2 separate regions of the Homo sapiens genome follow, and region 1 is linked to region 2. Evidence: read pairs that join two places in POLR2A ChIA-PET (ENCODE). Cell type or tissue: OCI-LY7. All regions are shown on one strand. Each heading gives the region's core, and the rest is flanking DNA. Links, peaks and the distances in the headings are about the cores only.

Region 1 (13,571 bases), core at 5,572-13,571, 750 kb after region 2:
TGCAGTTGCCCACACCTGTAATCCCAGCACTTTTGGGAGGCTGAGACAGGTGGATCACCTGAGGTCAGGAGTTCAAAACTAGCCTGGCCCAAATAGGGAAACCCTGTCTTTACTAAAAATACAAAAATTAGCCAGGCATGGTGGTGCGCACCTGTAGTCCCTACTATTCAGGAGGCTGAGGCACGAAAATCGCTTGAATTCGGGAGTTGGAGGTTGCAGTGAGCTAAGATTGCACCACTGCACTCCAACCTGGGCAACAGGGCGAGACTCCATCTCAAAAAAAAGAAAAATCCACAATAAGGAGATGTTACAATTCATTTAACTACAGGTTGAGTATCCTTAATCCGAAAAACCCCCAAATTAGAAACATAATGCTCAAAGGAAATGGTCCCTGAGCATTTTGATTTTTGAATTTTTTTTTTTTTGAGACGGAGTCTCGCTCTGTCACCCAGGCTGGAGTGCAGTGGCATGATCTCATCTCACTGCAGCCTCCACTTTGCAGGTTCAAATGATTCTACTGCCTCAGCCTCCTGAGTAGCTGGGATTACAGGCGCGTGCCACCATGCTCAGATAATTTTTTTTTTTTTTTATATTTTTAGTAAAGACAGGGTTTTACCATGTTGCCCAGGCTGGTATTGAACTCCTGACTTAAAGTGATCCACCAGCTTTGGCCTCCCAAAGTGCTGGGATTACAGGCGTGAGCCACTGTGTCTGGCCCACATGTTTATTATTTCAGACATTTACTCCACATCTACTAGGTCCAAAGCATGGTGGGATATACACACACATTGCTAACTCCCTTGCCCTTAAGGAGCTCACAGTCTAGCCTGAAGGCAGATAATTAAGCAGCTCTAATACAAGTTTGAATAAATCTAGACCCATGAAGGAATTTAAGTAGAGTACTGGGTTCCAGCAACTGGAGCAAATACTTCTGTATGGGGTACAAGGGAAGCTTCAGAGAAAAGAACTGTGGTAAAAGAAGAGGCCTAAGTCTGAAATGTCATTGTGACCAAATGCACACACCATCAGCTTGCACTGAAAAAGTCCAATCAATCAATCGTTAAAATAATCCATTATGGCTGTGGTACTGGGAAGATGATCATGAACCAAAAATGTTAAGTTCTTTGATAATGAAATTAGTATAAAATTAAAAAAATAAGTTTAGATGATGACTCAGATGTGATCTACATTTGACATTTCTTGAAGTTCCAGCTTTTTAGAAAAAAATGAATATTCAGAATCAGAAAATCTTTGTTTTGAGATGGGGTCTGGCTCTGTTGCCCAGGTTGGAGTGCAGTGGGGTGATTTTAGCTCACTGCAACCTCCGCCTCCCGGGCTCAAGTGGTCCTCCTGCCTCAGCCTCCCAAGTAGTTGGGACCATAGGTGCACACTACCGTGCCTAATTTTTTGTATTTTTGGTAGAGATGGGGTTTCACTGTGTTGCCCAGGCTGGTCTTGAACTCCTGAGCTCAAGTGATTCACCCGCCTTGGCCTCCCAAATTGCTGGGATTACCGGTGTGAGCCACTGCGCCTGGCCCCAGAAAATCTTAAGGAAATGTTTCATTAAATGTTTATATTTTCTTACTAAGAAAGATAGAGCTATTGATATATTGAACAAGTAGCTGTATCAAAACAGCAGCCTAGCTTTAGCATTAACAGAAAAAGAGTTCATTCCCATGTTATCAAACAAGAATATATTTTGTTAACACTGTAAGAAAAAATTTTGACTTTATAATCTCAATTATTTTGAACTAAAGGGACATTTCTGAGAGCTTGTATTAGCAGGGAGTTCTGTGTGCTTATAAACCAATCAGTACCTTTTCAAGTCAAGAAGCCTGTTTTCAGTTAAAATAAAAACTGCTGTCCAGAAATACATCTGTATATTTATTTTGAGTGAATTTGATTTATATTCTAGAATGTATCTCTTTTGAAATAGATTTTTTTTTTTTTTTTTGGAGCCAAATTTCACTCTTGTCACCCAGGCTGGAGTGCAGCGGCACGTTCTCAGCTCATTGCAACCTCTGCCTCCTGGGTTCAAGCGATTCTCCTGCTTCAGCCTCCCGAGTAGCTGGGACTACAGGCATGCACCACTATGCCTGGCTAATTTTTGTATTTTTAGTAGAGACGGGGTTTCACTGTGTTGCCTAGGCTGGTCTCGAACTCCTGACCTCAGGTGATCCGCCTGCCTCAGCCTCCCAAAGTGCTGGGATTACAGGTGTGAGTCACCTCCCTGGCCTTGAAGTAGATTTTTAAAAGCTTGCACCTTGTCCATTTACGTGTTTAAATACTAAAATAATACTTCAGTTACATCCCAAGTGTTAGCAAAAATTTTTCAGGCGTTTACAAGTACAGGCCCTGTTCTAAGCACTCTTCATATGGACTTATTTAGTTCTCCTAACAACTCCCTAACCCTACCACAGACACAGGCAGAGAAAAGAAAGGGAGTTAGGAAGTTGTCTAGAAACACAAGCCATAGTTTAATAAACATAAGAGTGGTTTTATTGATTACATACAATTTTAGCTATATTAATATATATTATAAACTTTAAGAATTAGAAATAAGTGACTTTTATTTTTTAACCAAGAATAATCTAAGTTATGGCAGCATGTTCAACGAAAATTATTTAAGTCCGACACAATTTTTCTATATCTGTTTCTCAGATAATCAGGAACATCATCCAAGCTTTATATTACGATACCATAATGACCCTCAGAACACAAGTTCCATTAAGTAGAAATGAAGCATCATGTTTTCTTTTTTAGGAAAGACCCCCCTTTTGTCGTATAGACATACCCCTAATAATCTTACTCTACTGTACAAAAAACTTTTCACCCACAAGAGCTGCCTCAAGTAACTTTCATTTTGGAAAGCTATCAAGGCATGAGACAGAGTAGCAAAATGCCACTCTGGATTTTGCATCCTGGAGTTTCAATTTTGCTTTAGGATTTAGACCCCAGTTTATAATTAAAACCAAATCATTCCCACATTATTATACTTATGTAGGAAAGCCTTGCTGTGTCCACTGTTAACACAAAGATAGAAAATGTCAAATAGTTTGAGCAAGTATTTGGCAGACCACAGACATGAAACAGTGCTGTTGGAAACGAAAACACTTTAGTGTTTTAGAGGTGAAGAGACTGATGGGTGTCATTCAAATTTCTCATCTCCTTCTTCAAATCTTTCAGATTGAGTACTTCCAAAGAACCTTTGCCTTTGGTTTCCTTTTTTATTAGCTCATCAATTTCTCGGAAGCAGCCCAGGTCAATCAGACATACCTGAAACATTTAACGTAGCAGTTTACCAAATGAGGATGAGCAAGACACAGAATAAACTCAGCTTTAACTTTGAGGCAAGCACAATGCTGTCCAGATCTCTAATACCACAGTTCTATGGTGCAATAGATAAGACAATGGGTAGGGCGGCACACTGGGTTCCAGTTCAGCCTCTGCCCTCAAGTATCCATGTAGCCCCCTGTGACAAGGCATTAATCCCTATGTTTAAACACTTATTCTGATTCTTCCGCTGTAAATGGAAGGGACAAACTAGAAAACTCTGATTCTTCTCATACTAAAATTTAGCATTACATTTTATAGCTCAGTAAAGTCACCTCCACGTATGAAGGAGAAAAAGCAATGTGAAGACTTACGTAGACACCATGTGTATGTTTTTGTTTTATTTTTTTTTTGAGATAGAGTGCAGTGGTGTGATCTTGGCTCACTGCAGCCTCCACCTCCCAGGTTCAAGTGATTCTCCTGCCTCGGCCTCCCAAGACACTGGGATTACAGACGCCCACCACCACACCTGGCTTATTTTTTGTATTTTTAGTAGAGACAGGGTTTCACCGTGTTATCTGCTCGCCTCGGCCTCCCAAAGTGCTGGGATTACAGGTATGAGCCACTGTGCCTGGCCCACGTGTACAGTTTTGCAAAGATTTTAGAACTTCAAGTAGTGTCAGATGGGTTAGTTCACATCTACAGTGGATACTCACATACTCAACACTTCTCTACAGGTCATTTACTTTTAAAAAGAAGCTGCAGACAGGGCGCAGTGGCTCACGCCTGTAATCCCAGCACTTTGGGAGGCCGAGGCTGGTGGATCACCTGAGGTCAGGAGTTCGAGACCAGCCTGACCAACATGGAGAAACCCTGTCTCTACCAAAAATACAAAATTAGCTGGGCGAGGTGGCACATGCCTGTAATCCCAGCTACTCGGGAGGCTGAGGCAGGAGAATCGCTTGAACCCGGGAGGCAGAGGTTGCAGTGAGCTGAGATCACACCATTGCACTCTAGCCTGGGCAACGAGAGTGAAACTCTGTCTCAAAAATAAATGAATAAATAAATAAATAAGCTGCAAAGCCTTGAAAACATGAATTTGTAGACAGCTGAATTTACACTGTGTTTGAAGCTGTGGGGTGAGGTCATAAGGACATAATGGTTTCGCTGCTTCTTTAAAATGTTCTGTGTTTAGTGTCACCAGGTTCACACACTAATATCCTCTGGAAACACCCTCACAGACATACCCCAAATAATCCTTTATCAGGCTTCTAGGGATTCCTTTCCAGTCAAGTTGACACCTAAAATTACATCCACAATTCCACCCCTTATCAACTTGGCACCCAGACTCATCTCTTTAAACCATTTTTAATTTTCAAATGAAGACAATAACAAGGTCCTAGCTTTTCCTCACATGATGCAATTAACCAGACGCGACTATCCTGCATACAACTCAAAGAGTGCTAATCCTTTTGCCAGAATTCAGCTTTCAGAATTTCATCATTCAGGATTCAATCTTTTTTTTTTTTTTTTGAGATGGAGTTTCGCTCTTGTTGCCCAGGCTGGAGTACAATGGTGCAATCTTGGCTCACCACAACCTCTGCCTCCCATGTTCAAATGATTCTTCTGACTCAGCCTCCCAAGTAGCTGGGATTACAGGGATGTGCCACCACGCCTGACTATTTTGTATTTTTAGTAGAGACAGGGTTTCTCCATGTTGGTCAGGCTGGTCTCGAATTCCCGACCTCAGGTGATCCGCCTGCCTCAGCCTCCCAAAGTGTTGGGATTACAGGCGTGAGCCACTGCGCCGAGCCAGGATTCAATCTTTTGGAACTGTGATTTTCAAGATATTAGAAGTTCAGGCTTTGGACTTTAGAGATTTTGATTTTTTTATGATTTCAACATTGGGATTGTGGTATTTGGGATTGTCTTTTAGGATTATGATCAGCACTGGAGTAAAGCACGCAATTGAGCTATCTCTGAAAACTCAATATAAATTCCCATAGTGTGCTTTGTACTAATTTTTGCAAAATTTTTCAGGTAATTGGAATTATCAATCTTCCACTAAAATAGCAATTTTTAAGTGGCTTATTTTAAATAGTTGCTAAATTTGCTAAAATCATGTATCTAAAACACTATGCATAATATATGACAAAAATAAATGCTGGGAAAAAAATAAAAGGATTTGTGGTAAACAAGGCTGACCAACCTTTAGTCTTAAGAAAATATCTGGCTGGGCACAGTGGCTCACGCCCGTAATCCCTGCACTTTGGGAGGCCGAGGCGGGTGGATCATGAGGTCAGGAGATCAAGACCATCCTGGCTAACACGGTGAAACCCCATCTCTACTAAAAAGTACGAAAAATTAGCCAGGCGTGGTGGCGGGCGCCTGTAGTCCCAGCTACACGGGAGGCTGAGGCAGGAGAATGGCATGAACCCGGGAAGCGAAGCTTGCAGTGAGCTGAGATTGCGCCACTGCACTCCAGCCTGGGCAACAGAGCGAGACTCCATCTCAAAAAAAAAAAAAAAAAGAAAAAAAAAAAGAAAAGAAAATATCTGACTGTTTACAATGTCTGAATGTTTGCTACAAATTTATTACTAGAGAATACAATATTTAGGTAACATGAAGCAAAGAAAATATTTGACTCTTACGATTTCTAACTGTTGGCCATAATCTTTACTTTCTATGACCTTGATCAGTGGCTTGAGCTTTTCTTTCAGCTTCTTGCCTTCATTCACTGGAAGGATGAACTGAAGCCTCATGTGAGCACGTTCTATCTTCATTTTCTCTTTTAACTGCTTTATCACTTCCAAAGCCTACCAAGACAAAATCGAGAATGCAATTTCTTCTACTATATTATTTCATAAGGTTTTCAAAAACAAAGTAGTTTCCATGTAGTTGGATTAGGTAATGGTTTCTTAGGTATAACATTAAGAACATAAGTGACCGTTAAAAAAAAATAGAAAAATTGGACTTATCAAGAAGAAAAGCTTTTGTGTTTCAAAAAATTATGAAGAAAGTGAAGGCCAGGTGTGGTGGCTCACGCCTCTAATCCCAGCACTTTGGGAGGCCGAGGCGGGTGCATCACAAGGTCAGAAATTCGAGACCAGCCTGGCCAACATGGTGAAACCCCGTCTCTACTAAAAATACAAAAAAAGAAAAATTAGCCGGGTGTGGTAGCACACGCCTGTAGTACCAGCTACTCAAGAGGCTGAGGCAGGAGAATTGCTTGAATCCGGGAGGCAGAGTTTGCAATGAGCCGAGATCGCGCCACTGCACTCTAGTCTGGGTGACAGAGCGAGAATAAAAAGGGGGCAAAGAACCTGAACAGAGATTTCTCAAAAGCAGACAGACGAGGCACCAATAAGCACATGGAAATATGCTCAAATCATTATTAAGGAAATGCAAATCAAAACGACGACAAGATACCACCAGGATGGCCATCATCAAAAAGACAGACAATGACAAGTATTACTGAGGATGTGGAGAAACTGAACTCTTAAACGCTGTTGGTGGTAATGTAAAATGGTGCAGCTGTTTTAGAAATAGGTTTGGTAGTCCCCAGGTATACAGAAATGAAAATATATGTCTACACAAAAACATACAAGAAATTTTATAGCAGCATTGCTCATCATAGCTCAAAAGTGAAAGCAACCCAATGTCTATCAACTGATAAATGAATGAACAAAATATGTTTTTTTCTGTACAGCGGGCTATTATTCCGGCATAAAAAAGAAATGACATGCTGATGCAGGTTACAACATGTATGAACCCTGAAAAGGCCATATATTGTATGATTCCATTTATATGAAATGTCCAGAATTGACAAGTCCATAACGACAGGAGATTAGTGGTTGGGAAGGGCCTGTGGGGGGAAAATGGGGGATAGCTACTAATGGATACTGACTTTCTTTTTGTGGTGATGAAAATGTTCTCAAACCAGGTAGCAGGGAAGGTTCCCAAACTTTGTTAATATACCACTTAAAGTGTACACACTTTATGAGTGTGAAATTTATTGTATGTGAATTATATGTAAATTGAAAAATTCAAAAAGAGGTGTTAAAATGACCCTTTAAAAACTCAAGTTTTGTTTTTAAAAGTTTGATTTGGATAGGAAGAAGAAAGTCCTATATACATATTTGTGTTTACTTGAAAAAAAAACTACCTATCTTTACAACCCCGTCCTTTTCCTCCATCTCTTCCACAAAACTTCTACCCACTTGCTTCCATGCAAACCCATTTTTTTAAATTTAATTTTTTATATTAAAAAAATTAGAGGTAGGGTACGGTAGCTGATGCCTGTAATCCCAGCACTTTGGGAGGCCAAGGCGGACGGATCACCTGAGGTCAGGAGTTCAAGACCAGCCTGGCCAACATGGTAAAACCTCAACTCTACTAAAAATAACAAAATTAGCTGGGTGTGGTGGCGCGTGCCTATAATCCCAGCTACTTGGGAGGCTGAGGCAGGAGACTTGCTTGAACGCGGGAGGTGGAGATTGTAAGTGAGCCGAGATCGTGCCACTGCACTCCAGCCTGGGCAACACAGTGCGACTCTGTCTCAAACAAAAAAACAACAATAAACAAAAAAATTTAGAGATGGGGCGTCCCTATGTTTCCCAGGCTGTTTCCAGGCCTCAAGCAATCCTCCCATCTTGGCTCCCAAAGTGCTAGGATTACGGGTATGAACCATTGTGCCTGGCCCCAGACCCATTATTTTAATGATTTCTTCAGAGAAAACTGATTTCCATGGCTATATTTTGATGACATGAGAGACCACTCACCTGCTGTTTTGTACTCCTGTTGGTTTTCACCAAATAGTGGATGTCCTTCATGGCTCTCTCAATAAGGATCACGGTGTATGGTCTCTTTGTTTCAGGAGTCACACATTTGTCTGCCACAATAATTGCAATGTCCCTAAACATCTGCTCCAGTTGTGTGTGTCTTTATCTGATACTTGAACTTCTCCTTTAGTCAAAATCTAAAAAAATGCCAACACAGTTAAGAAATCACTATCTTTCTCTATCACACACTATTTATTAACTAACGACAAAAAATGAGTAACTGGGGAGAAAATTAAATTTCATCCTCTCCAGCTATTAATATGTAAGTAATGGTTTGAGCTTTGCCCAAAAGATGCAAGAATCTTTTGGCTGGGCGCAGTGGCTCACATCTGTAATCCCAGCACTTTGGGTGGCTGAGGTGGGCATATCACCCAAGGTCAGGAGTTTGAGACCAACCCGGCCAACATAGTGAAACCCCATCTCTACTAAAAATCCAAAAATTAGCCGGGCAGGGTGGTGGGCACCTGTAATCCCAGCTACCCTGGAAGCTGAGGCAAGAGAATCGCTTGAACCCAGGAGGCAGAGGTTGCAGTGAGCTGAGTGCAGTGAAGTGCACTGCACTCCAGCCAAGGGCAACAGAGCAAGACTCTGTCCCCTGCCAAAAAAATAAAAGGGTCTGAAAGATGAAATACTTGAAAACAAATTCAGTTTTCAGGTATACCACATTCTATAAATGAGGTAATTTATAGAAAAATGAGGTAATTTAGTAGAAAATCTGATTTCAGGAGGTTTTGGCAAAAAAAAAAAACACAAAAAAACAAAACCACCAAGTTCTTTATTATTAGAAGTGATATTGTGCAGTTCACATTATTGCTTGGTTAGTCTTTCCTCCAGAAAAACAGCCTTTAATGTTTAATATATCTACAAATACGTTATAAATGGTTATTAGGGTTAGCTATGCTGCAGCTGTTACCCGCCTGCTTACAGATTTCAGTTTGGTCATCTGTTCCAAACGCACTGATGAGATCTTCCTTCTTGGCAACCTGACCTTAGGAAACATTTACAAACACTGAGTGGGTCTGCAGAACTTCATCAAGGTCTTTTTCCCTTGTGAGGGCAGGAGAGAAAGTCCTATGTGAATATACTTGAAACTTGGACATGCATTTACATTTAAATACGAGATGGCAACAACATGAACGGCAAGACACAACAAATCCCCCTGATGACCTTTAGTGTAGAGGGCAGTTTTCTTCCCCCCCCGCCCTTAGATGGAATTTCACTGTTTTTGCCCAGGCTGGAGTGCAATGGCGCGATCTCGGCTCACTGCAACGTCCGCCTCCCGGGTTCAAGTGATTCTCCTGCCTCAGCCTCCTGAGTAGCTGGGATTACAGGCATGCGCCACCACACCCGGCTAATTTTGTATTTTTAGTAGAGATGGTGTTTCATGTTGGCCAGGCTGGCCTCGAACTCCTGGCCTCAAGTGATCTGCCCGCATCGGCCTGAGGGAACATTTTCAAAACTCAGAACTGTATTTGCCCTACCATTTGCTCACTGGAGAAAAATGTCATGGGAGGACGTAAGAAACACAAGGGTGGGGTGCAGACAGCTGCTGCCACGGAATGCCAGTCCCTAGATGGCAGCAGTGAAGACACTACGCACTTTAAACTGCTAGGGCTACTGAGATCTATGACAGTATTCGGAACACTAGGTTCTCAGCCATCATTATTCTAGGAAAAGGACCACAATTATGAGATTTCTTGGCTGCAGCTTTTATGACACCAACAAAACAAAACCCCAAACCAACAACCCAATCGGAACCAACCAAATAAAGAAACCCTTGGCTTAGGCGCCAAGCTCGGACAGCGACGTCTCATGCTCACAGCAGGAATGTTCCATTTCCTCCCGGGCCAACAAACACCCCAGCCTGGCCCATTCACTCGACTTGGGCAGAGACAGGCCGCCTCGGAGGTGACGGCTCAGGCCCAGGCCCAGGCCCGAGGGAGGGGGCTACTCACAAGCCGCTCCGCCAGCCGACGACCTTGTTTTTGTAGCAGGCGATTTCGAAGCGCTTCCTGGCGCGCTTCATCCGTACCACGGCCACATTGGTTAGGCGGATCTGGTTGGTGGGGGTGAAGATCGACATCGCGGCTGTTCAAAGACCCAGAAGCCGGCAAACCAGGGCTGACCCGCGCCGTCCAGCCTGAAGGCCACCAGCGCCTCGCGGTAACGACCGAGCGGCGCGCGGCACTGACCCAACCACAAGTGCGCGGCGCCGCGACTCACTAGCTTCAGGCAGCCGCCACAGCGTGTCTGGCAGGCTTACTTACTGCGCAGGCGTCAGGTGGAGCAGAAGCCGGGAGGGGAGAAGTGAGCGATGACGCCTGCGCATTGTGGCTTTTACCGCCATCTTTCCACGCCCAAAAAGGGAGGTGCTTTTCCTTGGCGTTTTACTTTCGCCAATGAGCTGAGAGCTCTGACAGGATGCTCGCGGATGTTTAGTGACCGGGTTGAAACACAGCGTTGGCACCACCTCGTTCCGCGGAATTCAAGGGCCAGACCCACTTTATAATAGAAATTTTTTTATAATGGAATTATTTTATGATAAATATTTTTATTTACTCACCCTTTTATAATAGAAATATTTTAACATAAAATGTAGACAAAAAAGTGTAATGAACCTTCCATGTACCCATCACCGCGCTATCAACATTTTGCCATCCTTGTTTTATTCTTTTTTCATTTTTTTTGTTGCTTTTTTATTTACTTTTTTTTTTTAAAGTCAGTCTCACTCTGTCACCCAGGCTGGAGTGCAGTGGCAGGGTCATGGCCCCACTGCAGCTTCGACCTCCTGGGTTCGAGCGATCTTCCAGCGTTAGCTTCCCAAGTAGCTGGGACTACAGGTGTGAGCGGCCACGCCAAGCTAATTTAATTAAATAAATAATTAAAAAAATTTTTTGTACAGACGAGGTCTCACTATGTTGCTCAGGCTGGTCTCGAACTCCTGGGCTCAAGCGATCCTCCCGCTTCGGCTTCCCAAAGTGCTGGGATTACAGGTTTGAGTCACAGCGCCCGGCCGGTTGGGGGTATTTTAAAGAAAGCATCATATGGTTTCAGCATTAAATACTTCAGCCTATAGCCCTTAACAGATACACGCGACGAGATTAACTACAATTCCTTAATATCATCTATTAGATGATATTAAGTCATCCTCGGGGTTTACCCTCGGGGTTTCCCAAAAATAATGCCTTTCTACAGTCGGTTTATTTCAATTAAGATCCAAACAGGCCCACATAGCATTTCCCCCGCTCCCCACTCCTTTCCTCTTTTAATTTTCCCATGCCAATCATTTCTCTCTGGACCCGCCTTTTCCCAGTCTGAGCCAATCCAAACGGAGGCGGAAGCGCTCCGCCCTCATCGCCCGGAACTCCGGGCGGTGCTTATTTCTGGACACGCCCCCTTTCCCCTCTGAGCCAATCGGAGCAGGGCCGAGAGCGCACCGGGCACTGGCTTCCTTTCCCGGAGCTCCGGGCTTTCCTCTGGGCCCACCTCTTCGTCCTCTGAACCAATCAGGACGGGCCTGGCAGCGTCGTAGCTGCCCACAGTTCTGCAGCCACTCGGTACGGCGCTAACGCCGCGAGGTAGCTCGGTGCGTCTCGCAGTACCAGTGCGAACCTTTGGGCTCTCCAGGTCCGAGATCCTAGTCTCCTGTCGGCTCTGAGGAGGATGGGTAAGGGCACTCGGCGGGCAAGGACCCTGGGGCGGCAGGGGAGGTAAACGTTTTACTGAGACCCTCTCCGGGCGGAGTGGCGTCCTCGGTCCCCTTCCTTCGGAGACTGTTGCACTTGACAGCACCGGCTAGCCGCCGCTGAGAGCAAGGAGGACCGATCCCTACTTTTGACCTGGCTTTTGCCTTTTGAGGCTAGGGGGTTAGACAGAAAACTACCCCTCCCACTTTACCCACGTGTATTAGGACTTTTGCACCTGTAAAGCCTAAATTTCAGGCTTCGACTTTTGAAATTGCTGCCAGGTTGAACGTTTGAAGCCAGGTCCTTCCATATCTCTCTTAAAAAAAAAAATGAGACGTAAGGTCAGTTACTTGAGAATCTTTTACAAGTTTAACCGTGAGCCTTTGAAAGTACAGTTAGTAAAAAGAATACTTTTACTACTTAAGCTTTTTTTATGGAGCAAGCACAACAAAACAATTAACTTAATTTCACATGAAGTATTTTTACTTTATGTTCCTTCTCTTGCTTCTAAATGCTCATTTCGAAGTGAAGATACAGTTTTATATTCTGTTTTTTCTTTGAGTTAGTGTTAACAGTATGATAATTTTATTACGTTACTACATAGTGTGTTATTTTTATTACAGTTGATTCCCCCGCCCCCCCCACGAGATGGAGCCTTGCTCTGTCGCCCAGGCTGGAGTGCGGTGGCGCAATCTTGGCTCACTGCAACCTCTGCCTCCCAGGTGCAAGCAGTTCTCCTGCCTCAGCCTCCCGAGTAGCTGGGATTACAGGCGCGCGCCACCATGCCCGGCTAATTTTTGTATTTTTAGTAGAGGCGGGGTTTCACCATGTTGGCCAGGCTGGTCTCGAACTCCTGACCTCAGGTGATCTGCCCGCCTCAGCCACCCAAAGTGCTGGGATTACAGGCATGAGCCACTGTGCCCGGCCAACAGTTGATTTTTAAATTAGATTTCTTAGCTGGGTTGTTGAATGTAAGGTTGGTTTTATTTTCTTCTTAAAATCGGGAAGGATATCTTTGTATATGTAGCTTTAAATGAAATTATCTGTGTGTGTCATTTTAAATTTAGATCCTTCTGCGGATACATGGGACCTCTCCTCACCTTTAATATCATTATGGATAAACAGGTTTTACATTTATCTGGGCTTTGCTGTTAGCATTAGCCTTTGGATTTGTGTCCAGATTGTCATCGAGATGCAGGTAAGTGGAGTTATTTTTTTTAATAGAGTATTTAGGCATCAGATTTTATAGAGGATTTAAACACTAAAAGGAACCTTTAATTACTTTTGTGTTTGGTCTTTAGACATTTTAATGAAATGCCTAAAATAAATTTCTTCTCTAAGTTTTTGGAGACTAAGTTATCTTGGATTAAGTTACTTACTTTTTCTTTGATAGGTGTGTCTCATTTTTAAGATACAGGAAGATTTTTGTAATGAAAAGTGAACCTTTTATATGAAAAACAAATTTGTTTTATACCTTTAAGGGTCAGTAGTCCTCTCTTTCCATTAATTAAGGATCAGAAAATAAGTTCCTACTATTATTCTACTAAAATACCTTATAGGATAAAAGTATGTAAAGTTTTTTCTTGGAGGGAATGGAAATCATGAGCCTTAAAAATGTGGGTCCTGCCTATTAAAGGACCTTATTATACCAAGGGGCTAATATTTGAGGAATACAACCAGAAAGATTTAAGAGAAAAATACAGGTGTGTCAGATTAAGAGAAAAATAAAGTGTGTCAGTATCTGTGCTACCTTTCATCCCTGCTGAAGTTG
Region 2 (14,733 bases), core at 3,141-11,140:
AGGCAGGAAGATCACTTGAGCCCAGGAGTTTAAGGCTGCAGTGAGCTATGATTGCACCACTGCATTCCAGCCTGGGCCACAGGGTGAGACGCTGTCTCAAAAACAGAATTTGCATTCCTAGTGCTGCTGGTCCAGGGACCTCACTTTGAGAACCACTACTTAAACAAGGTGGAAAGTTACCATTTCACCTAATGTAGAGAGGCCAGAGGTAGGGAGGACTCCAGACAATACAAGTTGGAGCTCGTGTGCTTCAGTTGTTTCTTTGGCTACTGTTTGCCTCTGACAAGGCCAGGCTTCAGGGCAGGTGTTCGAGGTGCTTTGTGATCCAACCCTGCTTTCCCTCCAGCCTCATTTCTCTCCATAGCCTCCCTCCCCTCACATCCCTAAAAGTCTTCAATCTCCAGTGGTACCTGGGACTCATCTTGCTTTGCTCTTGAAAGGTGTGATCAACCCATGAGGGAGGCAAGCTTAGGGATTCCTGTCTCTTTTTCTTTTCTTTTTGCTTTTTTTTCTTTTGTTGGAGACAGAGCCTCGCTCTGTCACCCAGGCTGGAGTGCAGTGATGCAATGTCAGCTCACTGCAACCTCCACCTCCCGGGTTCAAGTGATTCTCCTGCCTCAGCCTCCTGAGTAGCTGGGATTACGGATGTGCACCACCATGACTGGCTAACTTTTTGTATTTTTAGTAGAGACAGAGTTTCATCATGTTGGCCAGGCTGGTCTTGAACTCCTGCCTCAAGTGACCTGCCTGCCTTGGCCTCTCAATTTTCTTTTTTTTGAGACAGGTCTGTTGCCTGGCTGGAGTGCAGTGGCATGATCATAGCTTACCCACAGCCTTGAACTCCTGGACTCAAGCGATCCTCCTCCTGCCTTAGCCTCCTGAGTAGCTGGGACTAGAGGTGTGCACCACCACACCTGGCTAATTTTTTTTATACAAATGGAGTTTTGCTACTTTGCCCAGGCTGGTCTCAAACTCCTGGCCTCAAGTGATCCTCCTGCCTCAGCCTCCCACAGGCTGCGATTATAGGCATGAGTCGCTGTGCCTGGCCTCCTGTCTCCTTATTTACTTCTATTTTTTTTTCTTTTGATGGAGTCTTGTTCTGTCGCCCAGGCTGGAGTGCAGTGGCACAATCTTGGCTCATTGCAACCTCTTCCTCCTGGGTTCAAGTGATTCTCCCACCTCAGTCTCCTGAGTAGCTGGGACTACAGGCGCGTACCACCACGCCTGGCTAATTTTTGTATTTTTAGTAGAGACAAGGTTTCACCATATTGGTCAGGCTGGTCTTGAACTCCTGACCTCAAGATGATCCACCCACCTCGGCCTCCCAAAGTGCTGGGATTACAGGCATGAGCCACCGTGCCCAGTCAGAATCAGTTACTTCCACCTCCGTACCTCGGCTGGTTCTCGCTTTCCATGTAGCACTCCCTCGTGCTGTTTCACCTGTCTAAATGCCCATCCCTGAAGCTACAGTCAAGTCTCACTGCCCCTCAAGATCCATTGGCAAGTCCCCTGCTTCCTGATGCATTCAGCTTTCCTGAGTCCCGCTGTGTGTCCTCAGTTGTCCTTCCACGTATCAGTCTTGGCTTCCAACTGGGCTACATAAAACTTGAGAGTAAGAGCAAGGCCACGCCACAGCCAGAGTGGCTTGCTGGGAGGAGCATGGATTTTTTTTTTTTCTTTTTTGAGACAGGATCTCACTCTGTAGCCCAGGCTGGAGTGCAGTGGTGTGATCACAGCTCACTGCAGCCTCAAACTCCTGGGCTCAAGCAATCCTCCTGCCTCAGCCTCCTGAGTAGCTGGGACTACAGGCATGCACCACCACGCCTAATTTTTTTACTTTGTAGAGATGGGGTCTCACTTTGTTGGCCAGGCTGGTCTCAAATTCCTGGGCTCAGGTGATTCTCCTGCCTCAGCTTCCCACAGTGCTGGGATTACAGGCGTGAGCCACAGTGCCCTGCCCGAGTATGGATCCTGTAGTAGACCTGGGTTATTTCCCTTGCTTCCTTGTTGACCTTGGGCATATTATTTGATGTAAGCCTAGTGTTTCTCTCCATCTGCTTAAAAATTAAAATTATAACATGGCCTGTCTTAAAGGCCAACTGAATTCAAGGATATGAAAGAATTTGGTAGCCTCAACTGAGCTGTACAAAGAGAGGCTACTCTTTCTTCCTCTTACCCCACATCCACAGATTGCAGCCAGACAGGACATGTATTTGTCCCCAGGCTCACTCTCCACCTGTATGACCTTGGGAAAGTCACTTAACTTCCTAAAGCATCAGTCTCCTCATCTGTGAGAAGGGAATGTGAGCAAGTGAAATGAAACGCAAAGCTCCTGGATCAAACAGGTGCAGTGGCTCACTCCTGTAATCCCAGCAATTTGGGAGGTTGAGGGCGGGAGGATTGCTTGAGGCCAGGAGTTCTAGAGACCAGCCTGGGCAACATAGCAAGACCCTGTCTCTACAGAAAATTCAAAAATTAGCTGGGTGTGGTGGTGAGCACCTATGGTTCCAGCTACTTGGGAGGATGTGGTGGGAGGATTGCTTGAGCCCAGGAGTTTCAGGCTGCAATCAGCTGTGATTGCGCCACTGCACTCCAGCCTGGGCGACACAGTGAGACTCTCTTTATTAAAAAAATGCTCCTGGATCAATAAATGTCACATGCAAAATGCTTGGTAAATGAAATTCTTCTTAAAAGTGCATCTTTGGCCAGGCTTGGTGGCTCACGCCTTTAATCCCAGCACTTTGGGAGGTTGAGGCGGGAGGATCACTTGAGTTCAGGAGTTCGAGACCAGCCTGAGTAACATGGTGAAACCTTGTCTCTACAAAACACACACACAAAAATTAGCTGGGTGTGATGGTGCATGCCTGTAGTCCTAGCTACTTGGGAGCTGAGGCAGGATGATCGATTGAGGCAGAAGGATCACTTGAGCCCGGGAGGCGGAAGTTGCAGTGAGCCGAGATCATGCCATTGCATTCCAGCCTGGGCAACACAGTGAGACTCTGTCTCAAAATAAATAAATAAATAAATACTTTGAAAAGTGTAGCTTGTCTGTAGATGGTGTGAAGAAAGTGGCTTATGGCTGGGCCCACAGTCCTAAGTAGCAAGATAGGGAGGACAAGCCTCAGGATGCTCTAGACACCCCCTCGCACCCCTCCCTACCCCACTGCCCACAGCTGAGTCAATGCCAGTTTCCCGCAAAGGACAAAAGGGAAGGAAATGAGGCTGCTCCATTTGCTCTCTGACTGGATCCATTTCCTCCCCCAAGATTGTGGGTGTGTCTGTCTGTCATCTAGCCTCTGCAGCGGCCACTGTTCTCAGAGGGTCCTTTATTGCCGAAGGGCCTGGACTGTCAGGAAGGCAGGCTCCTGGGTGGGGATGGAAATGTTTGCAGCAGGAATCTCCAACTCTGGTACTTCGACTCACTCTGGGCTTTGGGACTGGGACACCCACGGAGCATGACTGTTCAACCCAAATTCTACCAATAAGTCTTTCAGATTGTCTCCTTGTTGGTGGAATTTGAATAAGTTCTGTAGATAGCATCAATGTCAAGTTCCTGGTTTTGATATTACACTGCAGTTATGCAAGATGTTACTACTGGAGGAAACTGAGAGGAAGAGTCCATGAGACCTCCCTGTTCACTTTTTCAAACCACTGTGCATCTTTATATCTTTTTTTTTTTTTTTTTTTTTTTTTGAGACAGGGTCTTACTCTGTTGCTCAGGCTGCAGTGCAGTGGCACGATCACAGCTCACTACAGCCTCGACCTCCCGGACTCAGGTGATTCTGCCACCTCAGCCTGCCAGTTAGCTGGGGCTATAGGCACATGTCACCATGTCTGGCTAATTTTTTTTTTTTTGAGACGGAATCTCACTCTGTCGCCCCAGCTGGAATGCAGTGGCACAATCTTGGCTCACTGCAACCTCCGCCTCCCAGGTTCAAGCGATTCTCCTGCCTCAGCCTCCTGAGTAGCTAGGATTACAGGTGCGCACCACTATGCCAGGCTAATTTTTGTATTTTTAGTAGAGACAGGGTTTCACCATGTTAGCCAGGCTGGTCTCGAACTCCTGACCTCAGGTGGTCCGCCTGCCTCAGCCTCCCAAAGTGCTAGGATTACAGGCATGAGCCACCGTGCCCAGCCTTAACTTTTTTTTTTTTTTTTTTGAAACGGAGTCTCACCCTCACCCAGGCTGCAGTGCAGTGATGCAATCACGGCTCACTGCAAAACCACCTCCCGGGTCCAAGTGATCCTTCTGCCTCAGCCTCCCAAGTAGCTGGGACCACAGGCATGTGCCACCACGCTCGTCTAATTTTTGTAGTTTTTGGTAGAGACGGGGTTTCACTATGTTGCTCAGGCTGGGCTCAAGCTCCTGGGCTAAAATCTGGGCCTCCCAAAGTGGTGGGATTACAGGTGTGAGCAATCACACCCAGCCTATTTATTTATTTTATAGAGATGGGGTCTTGCTATGTTGCCCAGACTGGTCTTGAACTGCTAGGCTCAAGCAATCTTCCCACCTTGGCCTCCCAAAGTGTTGGGGATCACAGGCTTTAGCCACTGTGCCTGGCGGCTGTAATTATTTTAAAAGAAGTTTTCTTCTTTCTTTCTTTTTTTATTTATTTTATATTTATTTTTGAGATGGAGTCTCACTCTTATCACCCAAGCCGGAGTGCAGTGGAGCAATCTTGGCTCACTGCAACCTCTGCCTCCCAGGTTCAAGTGATTCTCCTGCCTCAGCCTCCCGAGTAGCTGGGATTAGAGGCGTGGGACACCACGCCCAGCTAATTTTTGTACTTTTGGTAGAGACGGGGTTTCGCCATGTTGGCCAGAGACGGGGTTTCACCATGTTGGCCAGGCTGGTCTCGAAGTCCTGACCTCAGGTGATCCTCCCGCCTCGGCCTCCCAAAGTGCTGGGATTACAGGCATGGGCCACCGCACCCGGCCTTAAAAGAAGTTTTCTGGCCGGGCGCGGTGGCTCAAGCCTGTAATCCCCCAAGCACTTTGGGAGGCCGAGGCGGGCAGATCATGAGGTCAGGAGATCGAGACCATCCTGGCTAACACGGTGAAATCCCGTCTCTACTAAAAATATTTTTAAAAAATTAGCCGGGCGTGGTGGCGGGCGCCTGTAATCCCAGCTACTCGGGAGGCTGAGGCAGGAGAATGGCATAAACCCAGGAGGCGGAGGTTGCAGTGAGCCGAGATCGCGCCACTGCGCTCCAACCTGGGCAATAGAGCAAGACTCTGTCTCAAAAAAAAAAATAAGTTTTCTATGAAAAAATTTCCTGGTCTGGGCCAGTCGCGGTGGCTCACACCTGTAATCCCAGCACTTTGAGAGGCTGAGGCGGGCGGATCACGAGGTCAGGAGTTCAAGACCAGCCTGACCAATATAGCGAAACCCCGTCTCTACTAAAAAATACAAAAAATTAGCGGGGCATGCTAGCGGGCACCCGTAATCCCAGCTACTCGGGAGGCTGAGGCAAGCGAATCGCTTGAACCCGGGAGGCAGAGGTTGCAGTGAGCAGAGATGGCGCCATTGCACTCCAGCCTGGGCGACAGTGCAACGAGACTCCATCTCAAAAAATAAAAAATAAAAATAATCTCCCAGCTCGGCATGGTGGCTCACGCCTGTAATCCCAGCACTTTGGGAGGCCGAAGCAGGTGGATCACCTGAGGTCAGGAGTTCGAGACCAGCCTGGCCAACATGGCAAAACCCCCGTCTCTATAAAAAACACAAAAAGTAGCAGGGCATGGTGGCACGCGCCTGTAATCCCAGCTACTCTGGAGGCTGAGGCAGGAGAATCTCTTGCACCCGGGAGACGGAGGTTGCAGTGAGCCGAGACGCGTCACTGCACTCCAACCTGGGCAACCGTCTCAAAAGTAAATACATAAATAAATAAATAAAATAAGTTTTCTATTAAAAATTCTCCCTTTTAACTTTCGACTTGCCAGGCCAGCCCCAAATCCAGGCCCTCGTCACCTCCCTCTCGGATCCTTGAAGCCACTGCCGGTTTTCTGATTTTGGTCTTTTCACACAAAGGTCCATCCAGGGAATCCTCAGACACAGCTTTTGCCCCACCTCTCCCTGTAATGAGCAGCTTGTTGGATGGAGCCAGCGCTCAACGTCCCCCAGACCTTTCCGCCCCTCTAGCCATTTCCCACATCCCAGCTTCTCAGGTCTTTGCGGAGGCTGTTCCACTCCACGCGCCTGGCCTACTCTTCCTTAAAAGCCCATCTGAACTTTCGCTGATGCTGAGTTTCCTATCCGTTAAATGGTAATAATAATCCCCGCCCCGCTTCCTTGAAAGGATCCAGTGTGGTGATGGCTGGAATAATGCCTTTAATAAACAATTATCAGTGAGTTCTTCAGGAGGAGGCGTGAGCAGTGATCGCAAATCCCGCCTTCCTCCGCCCTCCGCAGCCCTGCAATCTCAACCGCCAGGCGACCCGCCCCTCGAAACGCACCAAGGGTCGAGCCCTGCCCCTCGAGATGTTCTACTTCCAGGCCCCGCCCCTCGAGACACTCTACCTCCGGGTTCTGCCCCTCGAGACGCTCTAACAACCCAGCCCCGCCCCTCGAGACGCGCTAACTCCAGACTCTGCCTCTCGAGGCGCTCTAATAACTAGGCTCGGCGGGTGGAGATGCTCTAACTCCAGGCCCCGCCCCTCGAGCGCCACAACAGCCGGGCCCCACCCCTTGAGGTGCTTTAACGGCCAGGCCCCGCCCTGAAGGCGTTGTAACAACCAGGCTCCGCCCCCAGGCGCTCTAACGGCCAGGCCCAGCCGCTTGAGGCTCCCCAACGGCCAGGCCGCGCCCCCGCGTGCGTGCGCGGCCCGGCAGAGCCGTGCGGGCGCCCGCGTACTCACTAGCTGAGGTGGCAGTGGTTCCACCAACATGGAGCTCTCGCAGATGTCGGAGCTCATGGGGCTGTCGGTGTTGCTTGGGCTGCTGGCCCTGATGGCGACGGCGGCGGTAGCGCGGGGGTGGCTGCGCGCGGGGGAGGAGAGGAGCGGCCGGCCCGCCTGTAAGTGGGGCCGGGTCGGGTGGGGGCGGCCCGCGGTGTCCCGGCTCCCGGCCTCCTCGTGGTCCGACCTGCGGTTTGGGCCCGCGGCTGGTGGGGCCCGGCGACTCCATGGGCCTCAGTTTCTCCTCTGGTAACGTGAGCTTCGCTTCCAGAGACGGGGACCCGCCTTGCCGGGTTAGGCGCACCTCCTGGGGCGGGACTGGCTCCAACCTGGGCCCCTTACTGCGGCTTTCTCTGTGGCCGAGGCCAGGCCGTCCCCGGGGTGGCCAGGAGAGCACCGTAAACTCTTCAGCCTGCTCCGTGGCCGCGATCTCGGAAAAAGCACCAATTCTGTGATGTGCAGCAGCATTTACTGGGCATCTATGACCCTGTGATAGGCTTTGGGGTCTTTTTCTGTAAGGAGTCCAGTAAAGGAGAAGTACATCTGTATTATGAACACCTAAATATGTAAGTGAAAAACACGGTGAAATAAGTTTCACTGAGGCCAGGCGAAGTGGCTCACGCCTGTATTCCCAGCACTTTGGGAGGCCGAGGCAGGGAGATCGCTTGAGCCCAGGAGTTTGGGACCAGCCTGAGCAACATAGCAAGACCCCATCTCTACGCAAAATTAGCTGGGTGTGGTTGTGCACGCCCCTGTAGTCCCAGCTCCATGGGAGGCCGAGGCAGGAGGGTGTCGTGAGTCCAGGAATTCAAGGCTGCAGTGAGTTGTGATAGATCGCGCCACTGTACTTCAGCCTGGGTGACGGCAAGAGCCTGTCTCTGAAAAGTTTCATAGAAGAGGTTAGTACTAGAAATGGGAAACACCAGAGAGTCAGTGGGCAGCCCTGCTCTTTTTATTTATTTTTCAGACAGAGTTTCGCTCTTCTTGCCCAGGCTGGAGTGCAGTGGCACAATCTTGGCTCGTTGCAACTTCCGCCTGCCAGGTTCAAGCGATTCTTCTGCCTCTGCCTCCCGAGTAGCTGGGACTACAGGCACACACCACCACGCCTGGCTAATTTTTGTATATTTAGTAGACGGGGTTTCGCCACGTTGGTCAGGCTGGTCTCGAACGCCTGATCTCAGGTGATCCACTCGTCCTGGCCTCCAAAAGTGCTGAGATTACAGGCGTGAACCACTGTGCCCGGCCAGCCCTGCATTTTTTTTTTTTTTTTTTTTGCAGGGGGACGGAGTTTTGCTCTGTCGCCCAATCTGGAGTCTAGTGGCGGGATCTCGGCTCACTGCAAGCTCCGCCTCTGGGTTCACGCCATTCTCCTGCCTCAGCCTCCTGAGTAGCTGGGACTACAGGCGTCCGACACCACACCCGGCTAATTTTTTGTATTTTTTGAGTAGAGACGGGGTTTCACTGTGTTAGCCAGGATGGTCTCAATCTCCTAACCTCTTGTGATCCACCTGCCTCGGCCTCCCAAAGTGCTGGGATTACAGGCGTGAGCCACCCTGCCTGGCCGAGTCCTGTTCTTTTATGGGGGAGGTGGTTGTTAGGGAAATCATTACTGAGAATAGGGGGCACATGAGGTAGTGTGGGGTCTCAAAGGATGGTTCTAGAAGAAGAGTTTGCCAGAAGGCCAAGGAAAAAAGACATTCCTGCCAATGGCAATACCCGAGAAGGCAAGGAGTCCCCAAACAGCATTTGGTATGACTTAAGTGTGAGGAGGGGGGCTTGTTAGACATGCCTGGAGAGAAGGAAGCAGAGGACAGATTGTGGCTGTGTTTGTTTGCAGGGCCCAGGAGCTTTTTTCCTGTTGGAATTGGGGAGCATCTGCAGTCATTTACCACATGCCAGCTTTGTGACTCAATTAAGTATCTTTTACAAAAGTGACTGGCTCCACTCCCCCGCACAGGACTCAACAGATGTTGACTTCTCATCCCCGAGTTCTTTCAGGTACTGGAGTGCAGTGGTGCGATCTTGGCTTACTGCAACCTCTACCTCCTGGGTTCAAGTGATTCTCCTGCCTCAGCCTCCTGAGTAGCTGGGATTACAGGCGCCTGCCACCACGCCCGGCTAATTTTTGTATTTTTAGTAGAGACGGGGTTTCACCATGTTGGCCAGACTGGTGGAACTCCTGGGCATCAAGATGATCCAGCTGCCGGGCCGGGCATGGTGACTCACGCCTGTAATCCCAGCACTTTGGGAGGCCGAAGCGGGCAGGTCACAAGGTCAGGAGATCGAGACTGAGGCAACAGAGCGAGACTCTGTATCAAACAAAAAAAAAAAATGATCCAGCAGCTGCCTCAGCCTCCCAAAGCGCTGGGATTACAGGCATGAGCCACCGCACCCGGCCTCCATAGAGCCTTTAATGCTTGTGTTCGGTACTTTTGCTTGTCACTTTGTAGATATCTCATCCAATTCAATCTCCCTTATTTTTATTTATTTATTTATTTATTTATTTTGAGACAGAATCTCACTCTGTCGCCTAGGCTGGAATACAGTGGCACGATCACTGCATTTGAACTCCTGGGCTCAAGCAATTTTCCCTCCTCAGCCTCCGAATAGCTGGGACCACAGGCGCACACCACCATGCCCAGCTAATTAAAGTTTTCTGTAGAGATGGGGTGTCACTATGTTACCCAGGCTGGTCTCGAACTCCTGAGCTCAAGCAATCCTCCCATCTCAGCCTACCAAAATGCTGGGATCACAGGCATGAGCCACCGCCCCCAGTTCTCAACCTCTCTTTAAGAAAACCAAGGCTGGGCCGGACACAGTGGCTCACGCCTATAATCCCAGCACTTTGGGAGGCCAAGGCAGGCAGATCACTTGAGGTGAGGAGTTGGAGACAAGCCTGGCCCACATGGTGAAACCCCATCTCTACTAAAAAAACAAAAAAATTGGGGCCAGGTGCCATGGCTCACGCCTGTAATCCTAGCACTTTGGGAGGCCGAGGCGGGTGGATCACAAGGTCAGGAGATTGAGACCATTCTGGCTAATGTGGTGAAACCCCACATCTACTAAAAATACAAAAAAAAATTAGCCGGGCATGGTGGCGGGCGCCTGTAGTCCCAGCTACTTGGGAGGCTGAGGCAGGAGAATGGCGTGAACCCGGGAGGCAGAGCTTGCAGTGAGCTGAGATCACGCCACTGCACTCCAGCCTGGGTGACAGAGCGAGACTCCATCTGAAAAAAAAAAAAAAAATTAGCTGGATATGGTGGTGCACGCCCATGATCCCAGCTACTTGGAAGGCTGAGGCACAAGAATTGCTTGAACCTGGGAGGCAGAGGCTACAGTGAGCGGAGATCACGCCACTGCACTCCAGCCTGGGCGACAGAGCAAGACTCTGTCTCCAAAAAAAAGAAAGAAAGAAAAGAAAAAAAAAACCAAGGTCCAGAGCAATTCACTAACTTACCCAAAGCAGGGCCGCTAGAGATGGTTGTGCACATTACTCCCTACATAGGGATGTCTGGCCAAGGATCCACACTCCACTGGCCGTGCTGTGTACCCGCCCAGCAGCATCACCCAACCCAGAGAGTGCGCCTTTTCCACTCTACATGAAGGTGCTCTGTGGACTTACTGTAAACAGCCTCCTCAGTAGTCAGTCAGTAGTAGAGACAGAATCCAAACCCAGGTCTGATTCCAAAGCCTCTGTTTTGTTTCTGTTTTCTGTTTGTTTTTTTTTGAGACAGGGTCTTGCTCTGTCACTCAGGATGGAATGCAGTAGTGTTGTGATCATAGCTTACTGCAGCCTCGAACTCCTGGGCTCAAATGATCCAAAGCATTGGGATTACAGGCATGAGCCACCATACCCAGCCAGCCAAAGCCTCTGTTTTTGCCCATATCACACTCATTCTCCTCCAGAAGACAAGGGCCATATCTGGTTAATCTCCTGCTGTTCCACTCAATGCCTGGCTCATCATAGGTGGGCAGTAAATGCTTATCAGTGAGTAACTGGAGAACAACATGGCCCTTCCTTATAGGCCAAAAAGCAAATGGATTTCCACCTGACAAATCTTCGGGATCCAAGAAGCAGAAACAATATCAGCGGATTCGGAAGGAGAAGCCTCAACAACACAACTTCACCCACCGCCTCCTGGCTGCAGCTCTGAAGGTACGTGGGGTACCTGGCACAGCGTGCACCCTGAGACTCAGCCCCACAGGCTTTTCCTCTGGAGTATTCCATGCATGTTACAGGCTCTCCTGCCTCTGATCAGAATCAGCGGGGGTGCTTAATTCTGTCCCCTCTCATCGCAGCCCAATCTCAGCTTGCTGTTAATCCAGGCCACAGGGCCCCATCTCCCCGGCTCCAGGTTTGGCTTCCCCATCTCCCCCAGGAGCTCCTATTGACACTTCCTGCCACCCTTCCCCTAGAGCCACAGCGGGAACATATCTTGCATGGACTTTAGCAGCAATGGCAAATACCTGGCTACCTGTGCAGATGATCGCACCATCCGCATCTGGAGCACCAAGGACTTCCTGCAGCGAGAGCACCGCAGCATGAGAGCCAACGTGGAGCTGGACCACGCCACCCTGGTGCGCTTCAGCCCTGACTGCAGGTGGGACAAGACGGAGCCTCAGGTTTGCCTGCAGAGGCCTAGTCCCAGGCTTTGGCCTTCCCATATCTGCTTTGAGGTAGTGAGGAGGGACCTGGACCCAGGGCCTCCCTTGGGGTGCCAGAAAGAGCATCCACATAGTTTGCGCGCTGCCTGGGGCTCCCTGGAGATCTGGGCTGCTATACAGCAAGGAAACAGGGGGAGGTCTCTTCCTACCTGGAAATACCTTGGCCTGGCTTCCAGATGAGCCTTAGTTTCTAAACCCTAGAGAGAAACTAAAGGAGCCAAAGCTATCAGAATCTTACCTTTTGAGGAGTTTTATGAGATTTGGAACCAGGGGCTTAAGTTTTAAGGCTAGACTGTGGGGCATGAGGAGAGATCTTGACTTCCCCGAGAACCCAGCACAGGACCTGGAACACAGAGCCTCTTTGTCCAGTGAGAGCGTGACTTGTCTGCTGCCTGTCTCTAGAGCCTTCATCGTCTGGCTGGCCAACGGGGACACCCTCCGTGTCTTCAAGATGACCAAGCGGGAGGATGGGGGCTACACCTTCACAGCCACCCCAGAGGACTTCCCTAAAAAGCACAAGGCGCCTGTCATCGACATTGGCATTGCTAACACAGGTAAGAGGCATTCAGAGGGTGGCGCCTGCCCAAAGCATGAAGGAAAGATCCAGTTCTATTTCCTCAATGAGTTAATGCTGCCTGAAAGTTCTGCTCAACCTGAGAGGAACAAGGGGTCCCTGGCTCTGAACAGCCTGGCTCTGTGCTCCCCTGGAGTCCCTGGGCCACACCAGGTCCCTAGGGAAGGTGGGGAAGGGCCACAGTCTTCAGCAGAGTCCTTATCTGTAGTGACCCTTGGCCTGGGAGGAGACATGTATACTTCGGGCAGCAGAGGCCTTGTAAGTGTCTTTGGAGAGTGACAGTTGGTCAGGTCACTGCCCGTGACCCACATCACTCCCTTCCCGCTCAGGGAAGTTTATCATGACTGCCTCCAGTGACACCACTGTCCTCATCTGGAGCCTGAAGGGTCAAGTGCTGTCTACCATCAACACCAACCAGATGAACAACACACACGCTGCTGTATCTCCCTGTGGCAGGTGGGCAAGGAGGGGTATTGGCGTCTGGGACCACGAGAGGCTGGGGCTGGGGAGCAGGCACAGAACAGAGAGCCAGCTTCATCGCGTGGGAAGAGCATACGGGGTGGGGTCAGGAACCCGAGCTTCAAGTCTCAGCTCTCCCCACTTGCAGTAGTGGGATTTCATGCAGGTCGCCCCATGTCCTTAGTCGCTATTTCTTCATCTTCAGTGTTTTTGTTTTTTAGAAAATTAGTCTCACTCTGTCACCCAGGCTGGAGCACAGTGGTGCGATCATAGCTCACTGCAGCCTCAAACTCCTGGGTTGTAGCTATTCTCCCAGCTCAGCCTCCTGAGTAGTCAGGACTATAGGCATGTGCCACTGTACTCAGCTAATTTTTGTTTTTTGTTTGTTTGTTTGTTGAGACGGTTTCACCCTCGCCCAGGCAGGAGTGCAGTGGCGCAATCACAGCTCACTGTAGCCTTGACTTCCCAGGCTCAGACCATCCTCCCACCTTAGCCTCCCGAGTAGCTGGGACTACAGGCGTGCACTACCACACCTGGCTAATTTTTGTATTTTTTGTTGAGATGGGGTCTTACTATGTTGCCCAGGCTGGTCCTGAACTCCTGGCCTCAAGTGATCCTCTTGCCTCGACCTCCCAAAGTGGTAGAATTACAGGCGTGAGCCACTGTGCCAAGCCACCTTTGGGCGGGGATGTTACATATCTTAGAACAAGGCTAGAAGATAAACTGAGGTCACATACATAAAAGAACTTTTTTGTTGTGGTTGTTTGTTTGTTTTTTGAGATGGAGTTTCGCTCTTGTTGCTTAGGTTGGAGTGCAATGGCAGGATCTTGGCTCACCACAACCTCCGTCTCCCGGGTTCAAGCGATTCTCCTGCCTCAGCCTCCCCCAAGTAGCTGGGATTACAGGCATGCACCACCATGCCCAGCTAATTTTTTATTTTTAGTAGAGGTGAGGTTTCTCCATGTTGGTCAGGCTGGTCTCAAACTGTCGGACCTTAGGTGAGCTGCCCGCCTGGGCCTCCCAAAGTGCTGGGATTACAGGTATGAGCCACCACACCCGGCCTTTTTTTTTTTTTTTTTCTGAGACAGTCTCACTCTGTTGCCCAGGCTGGAGTGCAGTGGTGCAATCTCAATCTCAGCTCACTGCAACCTCCACCTACCAGGTTCAAGTGATTCTCCCACCTCAGCCTTCCCAGTAGGTGGGACTACAGGCATGCGCCACCACGCCTGGCTAATTTTGTATTTTTAGTAGAGATGAGGTTTCACCATGTTGGCCAGGCTGGTCTCGAACTCCTGACCTCAGGTGATCCACCCACCTCGGCCTCCCAAAGTGCTGGGATGACAGGCGTGAGCCACCGCGCCCGGCCAAAATAACTCTTTAAAGGTTTATATTATCCAGATATGAGGATTATCAACTTTCTCAGGAAAGAGATTGAGGGGTTTTACAGGAACAACATGCTCCGAAAATGAAGTTTTAAAGGCTTCTGGGTTGTATGGCAGATTTGTAGCCTCGTGTGGCTTCACCCCAGATGTGAAGGTTTGGGAAGTCTGCTTTGGAAAGAAGGGGGAGTTCCAGGAGGTGGTGCGAGCCTTCGAACTAAAGGGCCACTCCGCGGCTGTGCACTCGTTTGCTTTCTCCAACGACTCACGGAGGTGAGTGAATCCGCTCTGATGTCTGACCAGTGGCTCTTGGCCCCTCTTGACAACCAGGGTCCTTCTGTCTGTTTGTGCCATGGCTCTGAAGAGGGTGGGGTGCCTGGCCCTCGGCAGGAAGCTGACTTAGCTTCCTAGCTGGAGCTGCTCAAGTTGGGCCAGTGCTTACCCTGCCAGGGTGTGTTGGGGCTTGAGCTGTGATTTTCTGTGTTGCAGGATGGCTTCTGTCTCCAAGGATGGTACATGGAAACTGTGGGACACAGATGTGGAATACAAGAAGAAGCAGGACCCCTACTTGCTGAAGACAGGCCGCTTTGAAGAGGCGGCGGGTGCCGCGCCGTGCCGCCTGGCCCTCTCCCCCAACGCCCAGGTCTTGGCCTTGGCCAGTGGCAGTAGTATTCATCTCTACAATACCCGGCGGGGCGAGAAGGAGGAGTGCTTTGAGCGGGTCCATGGCGAGTGTATCGCCAACTTGTCCTTTGACAT

The links. Peaks named below come from ENCODE experiments on the same cell type or tissue, not always from the same donor. Only the 100,000 strongest peaks of a DNase experiment are listed, where the experiment ranks them.
Region 1: POLR2A ChIA-PET joins it to region 2 with 17 read pairs; 2 of 35 experiments call an interaction of 5 or more read pairs at or near these places.

What each region holds. Positions count from the first base shown.
Region 1 is chr7:72,826,282-72,839,852 of GRCh38, reverse strand. TYW1B (tRNA-yW synthesizing protein 1 homolog B) reads left to right here and starts at 11,653. Exons shown (of 14, transcript NM_001145440.3): 1 at 11,653-11,781; 2 at 12,868-12,998. The coding sequence starts at 11,778. It also overlaps the pseudogene SBDSP1. RefSeq lists silencers at 1,882-2,025, 11,484-11,743 and enhancers at 11,104-11,153, 11,389-11,683. In OCI-LY7, for the core only: CTCF peaks have their summits at 9,516 and 9,733 (motif pointing right); DNase peaks (open chromatin) are centred at 9,712, 10,462 and 11,582; H3K4me3 peaks cover 4,370 bases; H3K27ac peaks cover 2,336 bases.
Region 2 is chr7:73,570,703-73,585,435 of GRCh38, reverse strand. It overlaps TBL2 (transducin beta like 2), which reads left to right and starts at 6,857. Exons shown (of 7, transcript NM_012453.4): 1 at 6,857-7,016; 2 at 10,923-11,053; 3 at 11,314-11,498; 4 at 11,965-12,116; 5 at 12,466-12,592; 6 at 14,095-14,247; 7 at 14,464-14,733. The coding sequence starts at 6,887. RefSeq lists an enhancer at 6,206-6,275 and a silencer at 6,606-7,245. In OCI-LY7, for the core only: a CTCF peak has its summit at 6,590; a DNase peak (open chromatin) is centred at 6,575; H3K4me3 peaks cover 2,691 bases; H3K27ac peaks cover 1,720 bases.